2 separate regions of the Homo sapiens genome follow, and region 1 is linked to region 2. A link is an interaction called in ENCODE POLR2A ChIA-PET data of the cell type or tissue named here. Cell type or tissue: K562. All regions are shown on one strand. Region 1 overlaps VCL (vinculin). Region 2 overlaps VCL (vinculin).

Region 1 (4,000 bases), 90 kb after region 2:
TAGCTAACAGATGAGCTTGCTCCTCCCAAACCACCTCTGCCTGAAGGTGAGGTCCCTCCACCTAGGCCTCCACCACCAGAGGAAAAGGATGAAGAGTTCCCTGAGCAGAAGGCCGGGGAGGTGATTAACCAGCCAATGATGATGGCTGCCAGACAGCTCCATGATGAAGCTCGCAAATGGTCCAGCAAGGTAAGTAGTGAAGCTTTTCTTGTTGAGAAAGGATGTCTTCTCGGAAAGGATGAAGGACCATGAAAGACCCAGAAAGAAGAGTCTATTTGGAGTCACCCTCTCTCTCTCCTTTGGTTCCTGTGTTGCCAATAGCATATTCCTCTTCTTACCTGTGCTTTAGTGAGATGTTTCTGACACCTGATGGTTTCTCCTTCAAGCTTGCAAAAGCCAGAGTCAGGGTGCCTGTGATTTGAGAAGAGGATTCCTGTCCTTTGTCCATTAGAGTGCCAGGTGCCTTGACCTTAGCATTTGGGGTCTTTTAGAAATTGCTTATCTTTCTTGGAACTGCAAATGTTTTTAGATGCTACATTGCTAATGATCAGAGCTCCAAATATGAATTGTGTGGGCTGTGCTAAAGCTAGATGAAATGTTTGCATTTTCTTTTTTTTTCCACAGAAGCAAGTAGATTGGTATCTTAGAAGCCATGTGCTTTTGTCCTTTCTCAGAATCATTTCACCTGTCAACTCAAGACAGCTCCAGGCTGTCTCTTACTCAGCAAATCTGAAGGTGTAAATATTAATGTGGTTGGTAAAAATATGGATGCTACAGCAGTCTTGCCCTATGAATAACTTTTGCCTATTTTCCCCTAAATGATGAAAAGTGAGCAGTAGCTTTTCTAGATAAGAGGAATATTATTGCTAACCCTGCAGTGAAAGGTAGCTCTTAGTTCTAAACTGTTTCTAATATGACCCTAGATCTTTTTTTTAATGTTTTTATGACCCTAGATCTTTATTCCCACCACCTATTTGCCTTTATTCTTTACACATCCTCAAAGCTTTCAAGCTCTTGTGTCGATTGTATTTCCTCAGGGACCTCCTGCACCTGCAGCTGATCTTGGATTTTTTTCAGGCTGGGAAATTCACATTGGTTTTTAACTCTGTATTTTGCTGAACTGTTAGCTGTGAGCCCAGGTTCTAAGAAGGAAGGGAGACTTTGCTGGTGTTGGACCTGACCTGTAGAATTATTTATAATGGTATCTCTCCAACTGCATGTGGCAGAGCCCCACTGTGCATGGGGAGTGGGGGAGGGTGACAGTGAAGATTTTAAAGGAAATTTAAATTTCATTACAATGAACCAAAATACACTATGCAGAACAAAAAATATACATGAATTATTTAAAAAAACAAACAAACTTAAAAGCAGACAGCATTGGCCCACATTACTTGCCCCACTCTGCCATTTGTGGCCAGAAGTCCTGAGGTCTATCTCCTGAAGTGTGCAAGATCAGGAGTTTGCTGACTTTGAGTTGTGTGAAGTCAGAAGCTACTTGAACCATGTGTGTACTGGGCTGGGGAGGAATATCTGTTCGTGTGTCTGTCAACCTATCTGTCTTTGTACACTGTGGGACTCTGAGCCTTAGCAGCAGTGAGCTGGCTTTTCTTCTGAGCAGCAGAGATGGGTCTTGGTTGAGTTTAGGCAAAAGAGTTTAGATGGTATCTGAACCCCTTGTTGGCCCTGAATCCTCCAACATCGTCACCCTTTGGAGTCAGGTTTCATGTGCAGGTTAAGACTTTTAGGAGTGGTAACAACCTCAAAGAAAATTCCATATAAACTACTTCCTCTTGAGTACAGATGTTTGATGTAAAGAACCTGTATTCATCATTCTTTGTATAAATGGTTTGGCTTCATTGTGGCAGTTTTTAATTTTCTTTCCATGTTAGTCTATTTTCAGCATCTGGCTTTTATAATCTCCATCCCTGGTTCTAAATTCATGTTCTCTCCATCATGATTCTCATTCTTAAATGAGCACCATTCTTCTGAGCTTCTGTGAGCTCAGCTGCAGTCACTTGCCAAGTTCACATATTATTCTATCTGTGAACTAGATAAGCAGAGTTTGGGGTGAGTGAGAACCTATTTTGCAAGCAATTTAGGTTGTACCCAAGGAGAAGCTTTCTGAGGTGGTACTAGCAATGGATGCAAAAAGAGATGGTAGAAGCTTTGCCTCAGAAGACCTTGAGGGGATAGAGAGCTGGTCTGATGTGTGGGTGTTCCCTGAGATGGGCGGCTGACGAGGTGGCTTCTTGAGGCTCCTTACAGCTGGGTGACAGTGGGGTACTTAAGTTCTCTTCAGTCACCATTGTGTTTGTTTTTCCTGCCTCTTTCCTAGTTTGGTATTCGTTACCTCTGATGTATCATTTTTAATTCTGGGACTTTTAACTCATGAAGGAAATAATCTATGTCTGGCAGCTGCAGAGCTGACCCAAATTGCCTCCTGTGTCCCAGGAAAATGTAGAACAGTGACCATATGATCCAGCAGTGTTCACTTTGTTCTGTACAAAGTAACTTGTGTGGCTGCATTTACTTTTTCTCTCCGGATTCCTTTTAAAGGTAATTTGCTACTATCGTTTGGTTGTTTGGCTCCTCAGAAATATTCTCATGTGAGAATCACTCTTGTCAAGTTTGACTTTAGTATCAAGTATATTAAAGAAATGGATGCCACTTGCTTTCTTGGTGTAAAGATTTCTCTAGAAGCCCTTTGCCATTGGAGTGAGTCCCTTTTCTTCTCTCACCACACAGTGGCTTGGGCTGAGTGGCGCTGGAGGCTGAGAATTCCCCCTTCTGTGAAGCTTGGTACACAAGGCTCCTAGAGAACATGTTTCTTTCTCATCCTAGGCAGGCTTTGGTTACTAAACCAGCTGAAGCCCAGTTTCCCAAGTCGTATTGCTCTTACTAACACTATCCCTATTTCTCATCCTTCCCGCCATCGACAAAGCCGGGCATCCCAGCCGCTGAGGTGGGTATAGGTGTTGTAGCTGAGGCAGATGCGGCCGATGCTGCTGGCTTCCCTGTCCCCCCTGACATGGAAGACGATTACGAACCTGAGCTGCTGTTAATGCCATCCAATCAGCCGGTCAACCAGCCCATTCTGGCCGCGGCTCAGTCCTTGCATCGGGAAGCTACCAAGTGGTCTAGTAAGGTACTGATAAGCACCCCCAGTTGGGGGCTGCTCCATATGCATCCGGCCATGTGCAGCCTTGACACATTGCATCACTCATGATCTGTGCTGGTCCTGTGAGTCTGAGCAGGGCGGGCATCTGTCTGTCTGCACCATGTTGTTAGGACTGGCTTCACAAGTTTGATAGGTCTGCTAACGCCAGATTAATTGGACTGCATTTATGTTTAGGGGATGAAGAGAGATGGGGGGGGTCACTTTTGGAAAGGATTCCTTTTCTTACTGATTTTGTGGCCATCGCTGGAAACCCCTTGGGAAGCCGTGAATGCATCTCTCAATGACTTCCAGGTCAGGAACCATGGTAGACCATTACGAGGTCACCTGGCCTGACCATTGAGCTTTGCCTGCTCCCAACTGACCCCTCACTGATGGCTCAGGGAGAGTTGATGAGGGGGAGAGGCAGCTTTATAGGGCAGGGTCTCTGGGGGAGGACTGCTTGCTGCCCTGCACTTGGCTATGTGGCAGATGCTGGCCTTGATGGGAGTCCACAGAAAATGGGGCCTCACTGACTGCTTGTCCAGGTATCTCAGTGGGAGGGAATGGGAGTGGGAAATGGAGTACTCAAGGCCACAAGACAGGCCGCCATAGAACTTTGGCCTTGGGGAATGAACCAAAGCTAGTTTGGAGAGTAGGGTGATTGGGGTGATCACTTTTCCCTTTAAAGGTGGCATGCTGCAAGAAGAAAGGCTTTGAAGAGTGATGGGTAGTCACTAACCATGGCACTATGCTATCTTCTAACCAACGTGATGGGGTCCTGGAATGATCCTAGGTCTGCACTAGAAGAGGTAGACCCAGAGGACCTTGTCTAACATACCCCTT
Region 2 (4,000 bases):
TTTGTTACATAGGTATACATGTGCCATGGTGGTTTGCTACACCTATCAACTCATCATCTAGGTTTTAAGCCCCGCATGCATTAGGTATTTGTCCTAATGCTCTCCCTCCCCTTGTCCCCCATCCCCCTACAGGCCCCAGTGTGTGATGTTCCCCTCCCGAAACAGAGGTGTTTAAGCTGATGTATAAAATTTTGGTAAAATAATCCTGGTAGTATTGAGGAAGATAGATTGGAGCGCTGGTGAGACACTGGGGTTGGAGAGCCATCCATTCAAGCAAGAGGTAGTAAGAGCTGCCTTCAGGCAGTGGTAGGAGTGCAGATAGAGAAAAGACACATCTGCAGCATGTGTAGAGTACAAGAGGGAGAGGGAGGAAAAAGAAAAGATAAATTCTAGAGATAGACTCATTATTACTTAATTTATATTTGGATTCATAGTGTTCTCGATTTTGAAAATGAATCAGTAAAGTAAATGTTTTAAAAATAACTAATTGGCCCGGTGTGATGGCTCACGCCTCTAATCCCTGCACTTTAGGAGGTTGAGATGGTCAGATCACCTGAGGTCAGGAGTTTGAGACCAGCCTGGCCAAAATGGTGAAACCCTTTCTCTACTAAAAATACAAAAATTAGCCGGGCGTGGTGGCGGGCGCCTGTAATCCCAGCTACTCAGGAGGCTGAGGCTGGAGAATTGCTTGAACCCAGGACTTGGAGGTTGCAGTGCGCCGAGATCGCGACATTGCACTCCAACCTGGGCAACAAGAGTGAAACTCCGTCTCAAAAAAAAAAAAAGAAAAAAATTACTAATTTATTTTCAGGGGAGCACTATGTGGTTATTATCTCTATTTTACAGGTAAGGAAACTAAGGCTGAAAGCATTTGAGTAACTTGTCCCGAGCCAGTAATTGGTGGTGTCGGAGTGCAAATATTTTTATTATGCAAATGAGCTTACTTTGAGATGCAGGGCAGAAAACCTAGAATTCTTATTAAATCTAAAAGATCTCATCAATGATTTTATTGAAGCTGAATATGAAAGAAGTCATGCCTTAACCTTTTTGATCTCACTTGGAAAAAGAAAAACTAAATACAATAGCTGGTAGCATGGATCCACCTAGAGAGATGCTGCAAGAAAACACAATCTAGTTGAAGTGAGAGCTCAAAGGATGGCGCATAAGGAAAGGGCTTGAATTCAGGAATGCCAGTGTTTTTTAATGACTCTGATATGTATTCCAAGCTGGGAGGGACAGATATCTATGCTAGTAAGAAAAAACAGGGTCAATCACTTGGTGGCTCATGCCTGTAATCCCAACACCTTGGGAGACCGAGGTGGGTGGACCACTTGAGCTCAGGAGTTTGAGAGCAGCCTGGGCAACATGGCGAAACCCTGTCTCTACAAAAAATACAAAAATTAGGTGGGCATGGTGGTGCACACCTGTAGTCCCAGCTACTCAGGAGGCTGAGGCAGAAGGGTCACTTGAGCCCTGGAGGTTGAGGCTGCAGTGAACCATGATCGCCCCACTGCATTCTGGCCTGGGCAACAGAGCAAGACCTTGTCTCAAAAAAAAAAAAAAAAAAAAAGAGAGCGAGAGATAAAACAGTAGGGTAATCTGTTTATGATGTATGTGTGGAAGAGTGCATACTAAAATGGTGGCGGGATTGAATGGTAGGATTTCAGGTTAAATAATTGTTTTAATGAAAAACTTTTTCTGACCATAGTTTGTGCTTTTACCCTAACAATGAACATGTGCCACTTTGGAAATAAGAGAAATAAGTTCCGTATTTCCCCTCCATCTTTTCGTTATTGTTTGTACTCTTCCCACTGCCTGGAGTTGCCCTTCCTCTCTCATTAGAATGGGCCCAGTGCAGATGTCACTCTCTTCATGAAGCTCTTCCCAGGCTGCTCAGCAAAGGGAAGCTCTCTCCCTTTGCTGTGTTACTAAAATATTTGACTATGGTTGTTATCATGAATTAGAACTAATTGTGTTCGTGTCTGTTTCCACCCCTCCTTTCTCTGACCCCCCTACCCAGCTTCCAAATTTGAGTCCGTAGAATGAGAGTAGTTACAGACTTCAATGTTGAATTGGTTGCATTTTCAGCACTGCAGTTTTTTTTTTTCCCTGTCAGAACAAGAAAAGATAGATAAAAATTCTGAGTCATAGAAGAATGACTTAAAACTTCCGAAGGCAATGATATATCTATGTAAGCCATATGAATACTCTTGCCTAATTTGGGAACTCTCTGGAGTAAACAGGGCCATAAATAAATAAACCATCTCTGGAACTACCATACCTATTACATCTGTAAAACCAAAACATGATTGCCACATTTCAACTGACATATACCAGAAGACTCTGTCTCTGAACTGGAAGCTCCAACTTGGGCTGTTCTAAAGCTTCTGTAAAAAGGCAAATTCCTCAGTTAGTCTGCTGAAGTTATATACTATAATGATAGCACTAGAGAATGAGAATGCAAAAATCTCCTTTTTTCTCCTTCTTGTCTAGAGATTGAACCTTTTACTTATTCTTGCCAGATAAATAAACCATTCCTCTTCTTTTTTTTTCCAACAAATGTTCCGTTGATCTTTCCTTTTACATCTTTTTTCTTCTTTTTTTCCTCAAAGCAACCAGTCTGGATTAGGCTGATTGTTATCTTCTAATCTCTCCTTCCTTTCCATTACTGCCAAGTAAATCTTTCTTAAGTATAGCTCTGATCTCAAAAGGTTCTTGCTCAGAAACCTATGCCTTGTCCCCAGTCTTCCAGATTAATTTAAATTCCTTATTCTAGCTCTTCAGGGCTATCACATCCCTAACCCCTTTCTGATTGTATTATTTCTCTATGGAGAGCAGAAGTCAGCAAACTATAGCCTGTGTTTTTAACTGTCCAGGAGCTAAGAATAGTGTTTGCATTTAAAAATATTTTGGGAAAAAAACAGAAGATGAATATTTTGAGACACAAGAAGTTATTCAAAATTAAAACTTCAGGCCAGGCACGGTGGCTCATGCCTGTAATCCCAGCACTTTGGGAGGCTGAGGTGGGTGGATCACCTGAGGTCAGGAGTTCAAGACCAGCCTGGTCAACATGGTGAAACCCCATCTCTACTAAAAATACAAAAATTAGCCGGGCATGATGGCACGCACCTGTAGTTACAGCTACTCCGGAGGCTAAGGCAGGAGAATTGCTTGAACCCAGGAGGCAGCAGTTGCAGTGAGCCAAGATTGCGCCATTGAACTCCAGCTTGGGTGACAGAGCGAGACTCCGTCTCAAGAAAAAATAAAATACAATAAGAATAAAGATAAATAAATAAATAAATAAATAAATAAATAAATAAGTAAATAAAACTTCAGTGTCCGTAATGTCTTTTTTTTTTTTTGAGACGGAGTTTCGTTCTTGTTGCCCAGGCTGGAGTGCAATGACACGATCTCGGCTCACTGCAACCTCCGCCTTCCAGGTTCAAGCAATTCTCCTGCCTCAGCCTCCCTAGTAGCTGGGATTACAGGTGCGTGCCACCACACCCGGCTAAATTTTTTTTGTATTTTTAGTAGAGAAGGGGTTTCGCCATGTTGGCCAGGCTGGTCTTAAACTCCTGACCCCAGGTGATCCACCTGCCTCGGCCTCCCAAAGTGCTGGGATTACAGATGTGAGCCACTGTGCCTGGCCCACATTGTCTCTAGATCTCCAGGGACTCTCTGCTGTTATATATCTCCCACCTAAACTCTTAGTTTCAGATGGTTTTCATTTATGAACCAAATATAGACTTGTGTTGTTCTTTAATGAATCATTAGAAGTGAACTTGATATTTATTGAGGAATGAAGATAAAAGGATTGTAGCTTAGTGTGTACGTGCTTTGCCTGCACTGTCTTTAATGCAGTTGTGGGTAATGAGGTTTCAACAAAAGGCTGCATATGTGATGATGGTACCATAAGATAATAATATATTTTCACTGTACCTTTTCTATGTTTAGATACACCAATACTTACAATCGTGTTACAGTTGCCTACAGTATTCAG

The links. Peaks named below come from ENCODE experiments on the same cell type or tissue, not always from the same donor. Only the 100,000 strongest peaks of a DNase experiment are listed, where the experiment ranks them.
Region 1: POLR2A ChIA-PET joins it to region 2 with 5 read pairs; 4 of 35 experiments call an interaction of 5 or more read pairs at or near these places.

The regions. Positions count from the first base shown.
Region 1 is chr10:74,108,968-74,112,967 of GRCh38, forward strand. VCL (vinculin) reads left to right here. Exons shown (of 22, transcript NM_014000.3): 18 at 4-189; 19 at 2,942-3,145. Among named protein-coding and RNA genes, the nearest start is that of AP3M1, 40 kb to the right of the region's middle. In K562, no CTCF peak of the experiment used is centred here; no DNase peak of the experiment used is centred here.
Region 2 is chr10:74,019,292-74,023,291 of GRCh38, forward strand. All of the region lies in intron 1 of VCL (vinculin), which reads left to right. Among named protein-coding and RNA genes, the nearest start is that of VCL, 23 kb to the left of the region's middle. In K562, no CTCF peak of the experiment used is centred here; a DNase peak (open chromatin) is centred at 2,070; H3K4me3 peaks cover 805 bases.